Linked DNA regions of Mus musculus: region 2 is linked to region 1. A link is a loop called in an ENCODE intact Hi-C map of the cell type or tissue named here. Cell type or tissue: heart. All regions are shown on one strand.

Region 1 (8,000 bases):
CAGTTTTTGATGGCTACTGGCTTTCTAGAGAAGACTGTTCCAGTTCCACCCTGGAAGCAGAGTTGGGAGGACCCCTGGGACTCAGGGCCACCCAGAGGGGACCCTGTCAAAAGGAAAGGGGTAAGCAACTGTTTAAAAGCTAAATACAATTGTTTACTTAGACAATATTCAACACTCAACTGGTTTTAGCAGCAGACTGAAATCTGTTTTTATAAGTTTAATTACAAGGCACAGAATTTAAAAGATGCTTACAAAGAAACCATTTTTTTCAACATCCTTAAGTCTAATTGGGTAGTTTCCATTTGTAGGGGCTTGGGCGGGGGCGGGGTGGGGGTATAAGCTTTCACTTAACCCATTTCTTCTGCTCGGATTCATTTGTGTGTGTGTGTGTGTGTGTCGTGAAAATAAATCAAAAATGTGAAAAGGTCCTTTTGGCTTTCTCCGTAATATACCAAAGTCTTACTAGCGTTACTTGATGGGCAATCCTTTTTAATTAGAATGGGATGGAGGTGGGGGCTGGCGCTGCATCATTACACTTCACCTAAGTACTGAAAATACATACAAAATATGATTTTCCTCCCCAAATCATCGTGACCCGCCCATTTCTGCACACTCCTGCCCGCGCCTCCTGGGGAGCCCCTCTAAGTGTCAGCCCTGAGGACCGGCCAGGGGACCGTGGCCCGTCAATTCGCTCCCTCCAAGGCGCTCAAACTTCGCCTCCCTCTCCCTTTCTTCCTCCCGGTTCCCTTTTGTGCCAGCTCAGCAGTCTCATTGAGGCGAGCGGCGGCCGCCGCGCCGTGGTAAACAAGTGCCTGGCTGTCAATCAAGAACTAGACTGGAGCAGGAGAGGACCGGCCTAAACCGGCGCTGAGCAGCTCTCAGCCGGCCCGCCCGCTCGCGCCCGCGCTCCGCGCGCCCCGCTATACATACGGCATACGTCGCGCGGCGCTCGCGCCCGCGCAGCCTAGCCTGCTGAGCCGGGGGCGGGGCCACCGCGCGCCGCGCTTCCGCTTTCCACGCCCCAGCCGGTGACCGGTTCAATCTGGCTCAGGCCACCCTGACACCTACACAGTTACAGCCGGGGGGAACTGGGGCGGCGGCAGGGAGGCGAAGGCCCGGGGGGGAATAATGGGCGAGGCCGAGCTGGCCGCAGCGTTCTCTGCAATGCCCAGCCTCTGTCACGTCCCCTCGGGTCAGACAGGTACCAGCCCCGGGGCGACCCTGACGCCCGCACGTTTCTCAGTCCCCGGTGGGAACCGAGCCTGCACCCAAGGCAATGGCACCTGCGGCGGCTGCGCTGGGCGAGGGGCGCGCCCAGAAGCCGAGGTGGCGGGCCAGGAGGGACCTTTACCGGCGCACGCCGGTTCCAAGCCTCGCCCCAACCGGCGCGAGCCGGCTTGATCCTCCCCACCCCCACCAGCCCAATCCAATCAACGCCTGGCATCGCCTTAGCAACAGGCTAACAAACGCTGCTCCGCCTATCGCCGGGCGCCTGGGGCGGGCGCTCAGCTACCAGGCTAGTTTGAGAGCGAGCTGCCAGTTTGAAGTCATTGAAACTATTCCAGCCCTGCGAGCCCGTCCACGCGTAGCCAGGCTTGCCGGGGCACCTCGCAGGGTGCAGGTAGTTATCCTAACCGTGAGATCGTGGTGCAATGGATCAAGTGTTTGTCCACAGAACTCTCTATCTATACCCCCCACTACAAGTCTGAACTCTTCGAGGCAAAAGTCTTTGTCTCTTCTTATTTCATTAAAGGCTGCAACGTCCAAGCAGGCTCAAAAGCAAATTCATGTGCCTGCCCTTTTTTTTTTTTTTTTTAAAAAAAAACGAGAGCGCTGTCATTAGGCATTGTACGCCCCATCCGTGTGGACGCTGCAAAAAAAGAACTAGGGAACCATTCAGTATTTGGAATACCCTGGTGTAGGTGCGTAAACCCTAAGAATTGGCTTCGCCTTCATATTTAAAAGACGATACATTAATTCTGTGTAACTTAAAGCATCCTCCATTTCCCACTTGCCTTAAGTTCAATTAACGTCTCCCTAGGATGTACATTTTAGATATTAAAAAAAAACAAAGTATTCCTCTATCTGAAAAGTCGCCAGTATTTGCACTAAAATACTGCATTAGAAAGGAGAAACAAATTACATAACCAGTTTTAACATTATATTCTTCTTGGACTAGGAATTAAGTCATCGCCACCACCTGACGCGTGTAACCAATCTGCTGAGAGGAGAACAAGCGCCCCTCCTCACCATCCCCCAGAACTGGTCCGAAACAGGATTGAACCGCTTCTAACAAAGGGTGGAAACTTAGAAAAACAAGCTTGGAGTCGCCTGTATTTCCACAATGTAGGCACTTAAACAACAGATTGCAAATCTCAGGACCCCTTCTCCCTTTGACAATGCTTCAATCTTCGTCTTATACCCCAAACCCAAATCCGATGTGTCATATACTTTTCAATTCCATCTGTCTGCCATGGGTTTCATTGAATCCACGTTCCAAAGTTAGACATGATGCTCCGAGAAGAAAATCACTGACCCCGAATGGCTTCTAAAACTGACTTAATAGTTTGCATAATGATAGACATTATTCTTTGAAATAAACGATGCTTGATGTACATTTTAAAGGGAATTGGGAAAAATAGGGGGAAAACACGTGGGGGTGTTGGTGCCATATGTCAAAATAAGGGATGGAAGCCCTTTATCAAAGAACAATAATCAAGTCCTCAAAGTCGTTTGCACGTTAATATCAAAATCAGATACATCTAGCAACCTTCTTAAATGTCACTACAGTTCTTTATTGGAGCTCATTTCTGTATCTAAGATTGTAAAATAAAGGAAATCCAATATCGGACTGCAGCTTTTGCAAATGAATTTGAAAATATTAGTAAAACGACGGAGTCACATTTAAACACGTTGTAAGGTGCGTATGGCAGATATGAAGCCGGTTACAGATGTAGTTAAGTGCAGTTTGCACTCACTTTGCAGACGCCTGCATGGATTAAGGCTTAACACGCTTGAACGTCAAGGAGAAACTACAGCTTCTAAGTTTGCTAACCTTTAACAAACTGCCGATTAGAACTGCACTAAATGAGATTAAAGTTCTCATGCAAAGAAGTCGAATGTAGTGACTAATTAAAAACTTACCTCTTTCGTGCCCAATTAAGATGTCTTTATGGTTGAAATATTCTACTTCTTCAGTGTAATTCTGTGTATAGGCAGTATTGGAGCCGGCGTTTCTTGATTCCGTCCACCGTACTTTCGCATGTCCTCTTGCGTGAATTTTAAGAGATTTTACTCTGATCTCCCCGGTAACTTCTAAATTTACCCTTCCTGAGACAGTGTCCCCGCTAGAATACACGGGGACATTACTGTCATTAAGACAGTCAAAGCTTATTGTCAAACTCTTTACCTTTCCCAGCACCATGATTATAACAAAATCTATAAAAATATAATGTAAGACCAAAAAAAAAGTCAAGATCGCATATAAGATGTGATCTTCACTTAACACTGATGGGTGTCTTTGCCGTGCAAGAAAAAAAAATCATGCAGGCAGGATCAGTGATTGTCTACAAATAGTTCATTGAGATTTCTTAAAAAGTCAGGGCAGCAGAGAAGCCGCTGCTCCACGCTCCTGCTCGTCTCAGTGGTCTCCTTACAAAGACGGGCGGCTGGAGGCTGCCAGCTCACTTTAAGAGCAGCTTTGTGAAAAACAACCCTAGTGCGCAGGCGCAGGCTGCGACTGCGGCCAGCCTTCCAGCGCGCTCCCTCCCGCGCGGCGCGCGCCCGGCTCTTGCCGCACGCTCCCGGTACAGTAGGTGTGGAGCGGGCGCCGCCGACTTCGGTGCATGGGCCGCTGCGATTGGCAGGCGGGCACCCCGCCACCCCCGCCACCCCCGCCACCCCCGCCACCCCCGCCACCCCCGCCACCCCCGCCGCGGCCGCAGCGCCGGCCCCGCACGCGCTCCCGGAGCTGAGCAGAGGGACCCGGCGGCGCCAGGCCAGGAGTGTGCGCCTGGGCCGCGGACCCGGAGGACGTGCGAGCCGTGGGGGAAGGGGAGAAACCAGTTGGGCAAGCGGTTGGTGGCCCGAGTCTGAGCTAATGAATTTCAAAAGAAACGTAATAAAAAGCAGACAAATATTGTTCATAGAAGAAAGCGTTGTTGACTTGGATAGAAATAACAAAAGCAAGCAGGACTTTGTAGGCTGGGTGGCAATGGACTAAGCCAAGGCCTGAGGAGCCAAAGAACAATGCTCCAGGCAGCTCCCGTCTTCAGCTCCTACAGCATCAAACCCAATCAAGTTGTCTGTGTAGTGTGTAGGCCTGACCACTTCCTCGAAGGGAGAAAAAGTCCTTTTTCAAGACATCACCTTTTGCTCCTTTTGCAGGGAATGACTCGATTACAACTCCTGTATCAGGAATAAGAATAGAGCTCACACCCCTAATTACCACCTCATAAGAGGCGGTTTGAACATAGTCATTTAGCTGACATTGTTTACAACAGACTGAAAAGCCTTAGGAAAGCATATAAGGTGGTTTTTGGTTTTTAAGTATGATTTGTTATATAAGTGAGGCTTAATTTTGTTAAGCCTTACTTTTAATTCAACATGCTAATTGCCGTGCTGCATCTTTAAATACAGGCACATTTCTCCTTTTTTAATGCCTTGAGTAAAATACTCAGTCATAAACATCACCAGGATTTAGGGGGTAATAGATCATTAACAATCAACATAACCTCATAACAGGGCTATGTTATAAAATCCTGTATTATGCCTAACCAAAAAATGTGGGGGGTTGGTTGTCCATAGTTAAACATTAGATTTTTTTTTTGAATGATAAATCTGGATAGGTCGAATCACAACAAACTAAACACATTCATCTTGCTGTTTTCTTTATTTAAAAAAGAAAAAAAATCTACATGTTTAGTTAGATTGAACTTGACACTTGAACTGAAAAAAAAAACCTAAAATATAACTATGTGAAGAATAATTACTGGAAAAGCCAAGAAGAGTTTAGCTTTTTATGCATAAAATTACACATCTGTGTATTTGGTCCGGGGTGGGGGGTAGGGGCAACTTTCTTCTCTTGGTTGACACCTGGTGGATAATCCAGGTAAAGTGTCTAACCCTTGGGCTAAGGGTTGGTAACAAATACTATTGGTGTTTTTCTCCCCCTAGTGGTAACAGCCACGTCTTTGCTAGAATGTCAAGTTTCCTTCAGTATGAGGTGGATTTCAGCATTAGACACCACAGAAGATTGAGCAAGGAGTGGAGTTAAAAGTGGGCACAACGAGAATTTACATTATTTTTTAAATTTTATTTATGTATGTATATCTATGTAAGAGCACGCATTGTGTGTTCTGGAACCTGTTAAGCCAGAAGATCGGTGGCCTCAGACTCCCTGTTACTGGAGTTATAGATGTGAACGTGGCTACGTGGGTGCTGTGAACTGTATCACATTTCTGAAAATTAAGGATCACTATGTAAGAGCCTGAGAATTGCATTTAATGGAAAAGGATCCTAGTATTGTTTGTAGTTTGTAAAGTTTCTAATGGGGAATCAACACCATCCCTGTATTGCTCCCTCTTTTATTTGATGCTCCTAGGATCTTTTGCTTCATTAGATTTACTTTGCTATTAGTCTAATGTGACTTCTCAAAGACTTTAGTAATGGACACATGCTAAACCTTAACCAATAATTTTTACCCATGTTGCATTTATTTCCCTTTGGTCCCCTTTTCCTTTTGAGGTTTTGTTACATAGTATTCCTCAAGTGTGTAAACAAGTATATTTGATTCATTTGGCTTTCCCCTCCTAGTTATTGAAGCCACAAAAGCATGACGAACAAACAAATATGCTGGTACCTCTAAGTACTTGTGTATATTTTCATTTCTAAAAGAAATGTTATGCTTAGGTCAAATTTTGTATGTTATTTCTCTTTGATTTTAATAACTTTGCATTTGCAGACTCAAAATGTCTCCCCTTGAGACAGCTGGGAGTGCTGGGTTGTGGCGTGCTATCTTGGGCTTCTCTGATGTTTCACTGGGACACTATTGTATTTTGATTTAGATTTCAGCTATTCATCTTCACACCAAGGCTCTTTCCTGCTGCAACCCAGCCTACATCTCATATGCTTTGTCCTCCTACTCATCTGCTAAGTCTCTCCTCCTGTCAAGTACATCTTCTGCCCCCTTTGTTGGCTTGGCTTGTTGTTGCCAATATGTAATTTAAAGGCGAGAGTCACCAAGAGGAATCGGCTCCTAGGAAATTCACATTTTACTGACTGAAAGTTTGTACTAGGGGAATGTTGCCCTTCCCGTCACCTAGTAGTCTCTCTTGATAATGAGGTTTCTAAAAGCCAGGCATGGTTGGGGCACCTGTAATCCTAGATTTGGGGGTAGGGGTAGAGGCAGAAGTATCAGGGATTCAAGTCCAGTCTTGGCTATCTGAGATCCTGTTAAAAACAAGACAAACAAACAAACAAACAACAGACAAAAACAGTAGCCACCAATAAGACAGACAAAGAAAATATCAAAAAATAATATAATAAAAACCCAGACGTTACCTGTGGCTGCCACCTTTTCTATGTGCGTTGTGGAGGGTTTCACGCATCCGGTTAGTGTTACCGTTGTTAACTACCCTTACTTACAGTCATTGAACATCCTCAGGAGATGATCTTAATCCACCATCAGCTCACTGTTCATGTTGCTGTTGTTCCTGCTTGGGGAGAATTTCACTTGACTAGTTATGGTTAAAATCAATCAAGAGAGTGTCTCATGGGACACTTGCAGGTGAGGTGACTTAAGTCTAAAAGTTGGTTGAGGGCGTGCTACTCTAGAAGATGTTTTCAAGTGACCTTTTGTTGTGAGACAGCACATTTCATCTATGGCTTGGTAAATTCTCACACATAACTGGCACTTGGATTTATTTTATTATTTTTGTAATATAAACCTTTTGATTTTTGCAGCAACTGTGTCAACCAGCATATTTTACAGGAGAGAAGATGCATCAGAAATTCCTACTCAGGATTAGCCTGACTCCTTATAGTTATGTATGTATTTCACTTGGGAAAATCTGTCAGACTTTCAATGCTTTATCATTTTGGACTTTGAAAGACTTGTGTCAGGCTGTCTTATCTGTGGGACACAAGCTCCTCCCAAAGAAACCCACCAAAGAGTGATTCTTTCTTCTCCAGTAGCCATTAGCTCCCCAGGAAGAGATGGAGACTACAGAGCACCGTTCTAATCTAGGCTAGGATTTTGCTTGGCTTGGTCTTGTGCAGGTAACCTGCAGTTTCTGTGACTTCATGAGGAGTCTAACCAGAAGATGGCATTTCACTGCCCTCTCTGCCCTCATTTGGCTCGATAAATGTTGACTACCAGTGTTAAGCATAAGCTCACTGTAAGGTTATAGAATTATATGGGAAGATACTTTTTAAAAATTTTTTATTATTTTATATATATATATATATTTATCTAACAGCACACAAAGAAAAATCAGATGAGACTGATGAATTAAAAATAAATTCAAGAGCTGGAGATACGGCTCAGCGGTTAAGAGCACTGACTGCTCTTCCGAAGGTCCTGAGTTCAAATCCCAGCAACCACATGGTTGCTCACAACCATCACAGCTACAGTGTACTCATATACATAAAAATAAATAAATAAATCTTAAAAAAATATTAAGTTCAAATCACCCTTATTTAAAAAGTGAATCCTTGGGGCTGGAGAGATGGCTCAGAGGTTAAGAGCACTGGCTGTTCTTCCAGAGGACCTTGGTTCTATTCCTAGCATCCACATGGCAGCTTACAACTGTCTGTAACTCAGTTCCCAGGGATCCAACACCCTCACACAGACATACATGTGGTCAAAATACCAATGTACATTAAATAAATAAATAAATAAATAAATAAATAAATAAAATAGAGAGTAATTTTTCTTTTTAAAGTGAATGCTACCCATGATATCCTTACCTTGGTATAATATCCAACTTTATTTTAAAAAA
Region 2 (8,000 bases), 58 kb before region 1:
TGCATCCTTAAGAGGATTGCTATCCACTACACTAAACATGTGATTCTCTTCTGGTTGCCAAAAATATTTGCTCTCTTTTTTATTCTTAGGTTAATACAAAATCACTGTTTGTTTAATATATAATCATTGTATATAGTATAGTCATTGCTTACTCCAAACACTGAAAATGTCAAATGGAAAAACCATAGAGAGTGGGACTTAGTAGCTAATGCCTACAGCTATTCAGGAAAATGACCCAAGGAGGAGTGTTGTGACTCAGAACAAATGGAACTTTTCTTTACATTACTAGATAATATTCATGCATTTTTCTCTCTGAAGTGATGACCAGTGTATCCCAATCCATAAAAAACCGCTGTCCTGAAACTATTCACTGAAGACAATTAGCATCATTTTCATTTTTTTTTTTAAATTCAGGGTCTCACCAGCCAGTCTAATCACTACATACTGGCCTACGACTCACAACAATCCTCCTTGGGTCATGTGTGTGTGTGTGTGTGTGTGTGTGTGTGTGTGTGTGTGTGTACCTGTGTGTATATCTGTATATGTCTGTGTATGGTTTGTGTGTTTATGAGTATCTTTGTATGTGTCTATGTATAGTTGTGCATCTCTGTGTGAGTCTGTGTGTATCTGTATCTAATTCTGTGTATATCTGTGTATATCTGTATCTAATTCTGTGTATATCTGTGTGTGTCTGTATTTCTGTGTGTGTTTGTGTGAATCTGTATGTATCTGTCTGTATGTGTCTCTGTGTCTATCTCTGTGTGTATCTCGGTGTGTTTCTGTGTGTGTCTGTATATTTCTTTGTGTATGTATTTGTATACCTCTGTGTGTCCCTGTGTTTATTTCTGTGTGTATCTGTATGAGTCTCTGCATTTCTCTGTGGGTGTGTATTTCTGTGTGTTTGTGTGTGTGTGTGTTTCTGTATGCATCTGTATGTATCTGTGTGTGTGTGTCCTGTATGTATATCTGTATGTGCCTCTATATTTCTGTGTGTCCCTGTGTGTATCTCTGTGTATTTGTGTGTATCTCTGTGTGTATCTGTATATATATATCTACATTTTTGTGTGTGCCTTTGTGTGTATTGGTGTGTATATCTGTGTGTCTCTGTGTTTATTTCTGTGTGTCTTTTGTGTATCTTTGTGTGCCTGTGTGAATCTATATGTTTGTGTCTACGTATCTCTGTGTGTGTGCCTGTGTATCTGTATGTGAATGTATTGGTGGTGATTCTGTCTCATTGTCTCATTCTTGGCACTCAGTCTGTATTCAGGAAAACCAGATTGAAAATTTGGAATCTGTGCCGGAATGGATTGAAACTGGCCTCCAGTCACTAAGGAAAAATCAAAACAAAACACACAAGAATTTAGAAAGGACATTTTTCCTGCCAAAGGATAATTTTTCCTTGATGTTATTTCTTATTTGGGCCAATATTCCAATGGAAAAAATAGATTGGTCAAGAGTTCAATATAATTTTTTGTGACATTGAACCAAAAGTAACATCATAAAGCATGTGGAGGCTGGTGATGTAGCTCAGTAGGTAGAGTGCTTACTAGCAGGGATAAAATCCTGCTTCCACCCTGGATCCCATCCTGGGTATCGTATTAACCAGATGTGCTGGCACACATATGCAAGCTAAGCAGTGAGCTTCAGCTATGTAGTGAGATTAAGGCCAGCATGGACTCCAGGAGACCTTGTCAAAAAGAATTAATGACAGAAAATTGCATTCTTTCCTGATGATCTATATATATATGTGTGCAAGTACTTCATATAAAATGTTTTTTAAAACTTAGAAAACAGAATAATACTTTTTGTTATTTGGAGAGTAAATGCTGAAATTTATTAATAAGATAGCTATTAAGCATTTACTATAGGTCAGAGGTTACATAGTAGATTACAGGGTGATTAATAAAAACAATAGGAACTAACAAAATTGCACACAAGATGAAGGTTTAAGTATTGTCTTCAGGCTTCTGGAATTATTATAAATCAATTTATCTTTTTGCTACTGTTGTCAGGAAAGTACTTAATGAACAATGTTTAGATTATCTGGACTTTGAAAGGCCGAGTTAGAATGCAGTCTGTGTGCTTTCTTGAGTCAAATGGCATGATAGGTAAGAAGAAGAAGCAGAAACTGTATCAGAGGTTCAACTGGCCTGAGAGACATAGGGGTAGATCTCCATCTCCTCTTTATGTCAGATGGAGAGTAGCCTTAGAGCAAAAGAAAAAATGATCTGGTTTGGATTACATATACCTTTTAAGATGTTGAGTATTATAATTTGGAAAAATGTTACTCACATGTACTTAATTGGCAAACACTTTGCATGTACTTTAGATATCTTTTTGACAGGACATTTCAGCCTGTGGTTATTTTTTCATATATTTTATCATTTTCCCAAAGAAATGCATGCATTTACACAGGCTAAGAGAGTGCAGTCAGAGAATTCCATCGTTAACCATAGGTTACCGATCATACGCTGAGGAACTGTCTGGCCTTATCAGGTAGAACTGAAATCATGGGAGAAGACATGGTAATGACACTAAAAGGGGGCACAAGGAAAGCTCCCCCTTCCAGGACAGGTGCGAGCACCACTCTGGCCGCTGTGTAGCTCAGGACTCCTCAGGACAGCTGGCTGACACGGACAGATTGTTCGCTGCCCACTCCAGGGGTTTGCAGGCGTTCTTTCACACATCAGCGGAGCAGGGGAGGCACTATCTGTTCTCTGCCATTAGGGATTCCTATGCAATCTGAGGAAAGAAGCCTTTTTAACCCTCAGAAGTGATCCTTGAGATCTCTAGTATTGATCTACATGCAGAACCACTTCTGGAACTTGAATCATTGAGAGAGCATATGTATGCTGGCACTGTGGAATCTTAAACCACCTAGGATTAAAAACAATCAAAAACCTTTAGTCTGTTTGAAGATGACATTATGGAACCAAACCACTTACTACTCCTCTTTTCACCTGCCAATACAGCAAAAAGTAATGTTGAGGCTACCTCCATCGCCCCCCCCCCCACCCGCTTTCCTTCTTCTATATGTCCCTACATTAAAGAAGGTACTTGGGGGCTCCTTCAAGAAAAGTTGACTCCAAAGTGAGCTCCAGTGGTCAGCCAGGGCCCCATTTCTAGAGGGCAGAGTACAGTTCTGGTATGAGGGCAACACTGTGTGGCTGCCACACACCACTTCCCCCAACCCATCTGCATACATAGGCTGAGCACTTGCTCAGACACAGGGACCCATGAGAACAAGTCCAGTGTTGCTTCACCGATTAAAGGGCTCCCATGAAGACTCATGCAGCTAGTGCCACCCTACAGACTGCCCGAGCTGCCCACAGGAAAAACTAATTACATTCAGATCGCTGGAGAGCGGTCATCCAGAATACATACCTTGCAAAAACTTAGGAACATTCAGGTTGAGTAATGGTTCAGATGGTTTGCAAATAACACATGCTCGTTTTTATGTTGCTAAAGACTCTTTGCTAGGAAACGAAACACTTGAAATTTAATCTGTAATGTTCTCAAGAGTCTTAGGCCAAACCAACTCAAGCTGTGAACGCCTTGGCTCTGGAGAGCCAGGCAAGGGTCAGGGCAGGGCAGTCCCTGGCCTGGCCTGATGCCTCCAGAATAAACCAAACAGCCACCGGAAGTGGTTTCTGGGAGTCAGTAGGTGGCACACTTCCTCTTGAGTCAGAACTGAATCACAGCTGTGAGCCGCAAAAAGGATCTTTCTTTATCCCCTACCTTTTTTCCCTGTTCCCAGCAGTCACATTATCAAACTCTATCAAATGATGTGTGCCTCGCTTAGCTTAGCATATTCCAATGAAGAAAGGGAGAAAGAAAACCATTTGGAAACAAGAAGAGGGTGGGAAATACAGAGGCCTGAACTGAACTCTGACATTGTTTCATAACTAGTCACATTCTAAGAGATGCAAAGGAAAGCTATCTGTAGGTTTCACTGGGGTCATAAGGACCCCAGTTCTCCCAGCTCCTGTCTGACCCACTTCCAGTGAGACAGTTAGCTCTCACTTACATAAGCTGTGTTGCTTAAAATGGCCCTGCTTGGCTTTTCACTTGCTGAACCTGGCATACTCCCCTGTCTGCTGGACAGCCGTCCTCGATGCTGTCCCGAGCAAGGCCTTCGGTCAGCTCTGGGTGAAATGATCCTGTTCTGAATGTACTGAATGCTGTTGGCAATGCTGTAAATTGTTTTTAGTCCCAAGGAAAAGAACTCGGCAGTTACCAACAAGTCACAAAAACAGGCATACTTTCCCCCATCTTCTCCCTAGTGTAGTTCTGGGAATGCACATATATTTAACCACATTTTTATCTGATGACCTTTATGTTAGTATTGCTTTGCTGCTTCCTTTCAAGCCAATGTATTTAGATTGATAGCATGTTTATGAACATGACTTCATAGGCCCAGGCTAAATGCCCTATGTTTGTTTGACTCCTAGAAAACTGATAATCAGCCTGGAATCAGAAATCTTAGTACAATGCTAATATCTCATGGTTCCTGCTGTAAACCAGTCCAAAGTTTAAAGAACACGTTGATTTGTGTTCAGATTCAAGATAAACAGTAATCTGTAACTGTTTATATAGTCCTATGCTTAGTATATGCAGGGCCTTGGCTGCTGTCCTCAGTAGTGTGTGTGTGTGTGTGTGTGTGTGTGTGTGTGTGTATTTATGTATGAGTGTAAATGTGTGGGAGTGTGTGTGTGAGTCAGTATACAGGTGTGAGTGTGTTATGAGTGTGTGTGTGTGTGTGTGTGTGTGTGTATTTATGAATGAGTGTAAATGTGTGTGAGTGTGTGTGTGAGTCAGTATACAGGTGTGAGTGTGTTATGAGTGTGTGTGTGTGTGTGTGTGTGTGAGAGAGAGAGAGAGAGAGAGAGAGAGAGAGAGAGAGAGAATAAAGGGATCTGTGGAGTTGTGGGACCTTGCATAAGTCTCTGAACCTGTCTGAGCCTTCACTTCCTCAGTCTGCACAACAGGTTTCTAACACAAGGGTAGTCTTACTATGAGAACTGCAAGCTTTTCCATAGTGCCCAGGACAGCTCTTGTTTATGCTCAGTCTTTAAGATCAGTTTGTGCTTGTTCTCTTTATTTACAACATCTTTTCGCTGGGAGATATGAACAGCATTTGGACAAACGTGGGCATGCCAAGTCCCGTCTTGCCCAATGACATCATTTACATCCAGCTCCTGTAGCAATTTCATCCACAACACCTGCAACACATGTGACATCAAGTGGCATGTTGGACTCCTTCACAGACTGGTGGGGAAGTGAGCCAGGCAGTTTTCAAAGCCAAAGGCAGCTGTCTGGGCTGGACTGCACTGCCTGTGGATGGCAAGCTAATGGGAAAGGAGTCCTCATCTGACACATGGAAAGGAGTGCCTAAAGGACCAGTTGGGAGCGGGGCAGGGGGGGGGGGTGCAGAGCCAGCAGCAGCAGCAGCAGCAGAACTCATAGCAGCTAGATCTGGCACAGCCAGGTCAAACCAGGCAAAGGCTGGCCATCAGGGAGAAACAGACATTGCCATGAGAACTGAAAAGCCCTTCAGAAATTCGCATCTCCTGCATTTCCTTGATGCCTCTCTGCATTTGCTCCTACAGGGCATTCCTTCATTCCCAGATGGAAATGTGAACAGTAGAGGTCCTCCCCCTTCCCTCCTCCAGAAAGTAGGTCCAGAGGATCATTGACATCATGATCCTGTGCTCACCTGTCTCAGAACCAGCACATCGTGTACTGTGGTTGGCTGATTATAGTCTTCACTAGGCTGTGAGCTACTAAACACAAGGAATCTCTCCCAAATGTTGAAGCTCCAGAGTGCCAGCATGCTCAGCAAGGTCTCTCTCTTACTTGTCCTTTGTTTTGTTTTGTTTTGTTTTGAGGTAGATTAGCCAGATATATTTAAAATAATATTTTAACACTCCGTCGTTGAAAGTTTTAATTGGGACAAATTTATGAGACTGAATTGATAATAAATTTATGCAATAAATTGTGATCATGACCATCTGCCATTTTCCTCTTTTCCCTCTCCAGACCTTTACCTCTCTATGTGTCCCTTCTGATTTCATGCCCCCCCTTTTTATGAGATATTTTCTTTATTTACTTTTCTTTTCTTTTTTTTTTTTTTTTTTTTTCCGAGACAGGGTTTCTCTGTGTAGCCCTGGCTGTCCTGGAACTCACTTTGTAGACCAGGCTGGCCTCAAACTCAGAAATCCGCCTGCCTCTTATTTACTTTTCAAATGTTATTTCCTTTCCTTGTTTCTCCTTTGAAAATCCCCTAGCCCATCCTCCCTCCCCCTGCTCATTAACCCACCCACTCCTGCTTCCCTGTCCTGGCATTCTCCTATACTGGGGCATAGAGCCTTCACAGGACCAAAGGCCTCTCCTCTCACTGATGTCCCACAAGGCCATCCTCTGTTACATATGTGGCTGGAGCCATGGGTCCCTCCATGTGTACTCTTTGGTTGGTGGTTTAGTCCCAGGGAGCTCTGGGGATACTGACTGGTTCATATTGTTGTTCCTCCTATGGGGCTGAAAACCCTTTCAGCTCCTTGGGTCCTTTCTCTAGCTCCTCCAATGGGGACCCTGTGTTCAGTCCAATGGATGGCTGTGAGCATCCATTTCTGTATTTGTCAGTCACTGGCAAAGCCTTTCAGGAGGCAGCTATCTCAGGCTCCTGTCAGCAAGCCCTTGTTGGCATCCACAATAGTGTCTTGGTTTCGTGATTGTATATGGGATGGATACCCCAGTAGGGCAGTCTCTGGATGGCCTTTCCTTCAGTTTCTGCTCTACACTTTTTTTCTGTATTTCCTTCCATGGGCATTTTGTTCCCCCTTCTAAGAAGAGCCAAAGTATCCACACTCTGGTCTTCCTTCTTGAGTTTCTTCCTTCTTGAGTCTGTGAATGTATCTTGGGTATTCTGAACTTCTGTGCTAATATCCACTTATCAGTGAGTGCATATCATGTGTGTTCTTTTGTGATTGTGTTACCTCACTCAGGATGATATTTCCTAGTTCTACTCATTTGCCTAAGAATTTCATGAATTCATTGTTTTTAATAGCTGAGTAGTAGTACTCCATTGTGTAAATGTACCGCATTTTCTGTAACCATTCCTCTGTTGAGGGACATCTGGGTTCTTTCCAGCTTCTGGCTATTATAAATAAGGCTGCTATGAACATAGTGAAGCATGTGTCCTTATTACCAGTCGGAACATCTTCTGGGTATATGCCCAAGAGAAGAATTGCTGGATCTTCTAGTAGCAGTACGTCCAATTTTCTGAGGAACCGCCAGAATGATTTCCAGAGTGGTTGTACCAGCTTGCAAACCCACCAGTGGAGGAGTGTCCCTCTTTCTCCACATCCTCACCAGCATCTGCTGTCACCTGAATTTTTTATCTTAGCCATTCTGACTGGTGTGAGGTGGAATCTCAGGGTTGTTTTGGTTTGTATTTCCCTGATGACTAAGGATGGTGAACATTTCTTTAGGTGCTTCTCAGCCATTCGGTGTTCCTCAGTGGATAATTCTTTATTTAGCTCTTACTTGTCTTTTAACCATTTCTGTACCTCCATGCACACCCTTCAGTGATTTCTGTACCTTCATACACACTCTTCAATATTAACAAACAATATTTGTTAATATTGAAGACTTGAAAGAAAGAAAGAAAGAAAGAAAGAAAGACAGAAAGAAAGGAAGAAAGAAAGAAAGAAAGAAAGAAAAATAAAGTAAAAAAAAAGACATTATTGCATACGAATATTTGGAAGTGGAATTGGGTACCTCCAGTGCTAAGGTCCCCTGTGTTAGCTGAGCATGCTCCACCTGAGTTAAGGAGTCAGTACTCCCCCATAATGGGATAGACAGTATGGAAAAAAGAGGATGGAAATGGAACTGAATTGGCTCTGGGAAGCCAAACTAGAAGCTTGGGCCTTGTCTAAGTGGAGTGCTGCGTGTGTGTGTCCTGGAAGCCTCTGTTTAAATAGCTCACACCAGAGTGACTC

Evidence for each region. A loop is a pair of places that touch in the nucleus more often than their neighbours do. Peaks named below come from ENCODE experiments on the same cell type or tissue, not always from the same donor. Only the 100,000 strongest peaks of a DNase experiment are listed, where the experiment ranks them.
Region 2: a loop joins it to region 1, with 3 times the contacts of the local background. A loop is called at or near these places in 10 of 42 quality-filtered maps.

What each region holds. Positions count from the first base shown.
Region 1 is chr13:80,879,074-80,887,073 of GRCm38, reverse strand. Arrdc3 (arrestin domain containing 3) reads right to left here and starts at 3,652. Exons shown (of 8, transcript NM_001042591.1): 1 at 3,145-3,652. The coding sequence starts at 3,424. In heart, no CTCF peak of the experiment used is centred here; DNase peaks (open chromatin) are centred at 983, 1,473, 2,233, 3,743 and 1 weaker place; H3K4me3 peaks cover 4,675 bases; H3K27ac peaks cover 4,817 bases.
Region 2 is chr13:80,936,682-80,944,681 of GRCm38, reverse strand. It overlaps 5430425K12Rik (RIKEN cDNA 5430425K12 gene), which reads right to left and starts at 4,279. Exons shown (of 5, transcript NR_103550.1): 1 at 4,028-4,279; 2 at 3,385-3,476. In heart, a CTCF peak has its summit at 3,662 (motif pointing right); DNase peaks (open chromatin) are centred at 3,621, 4,091 and 5,281; H3K27ac peaks cover 555 bases.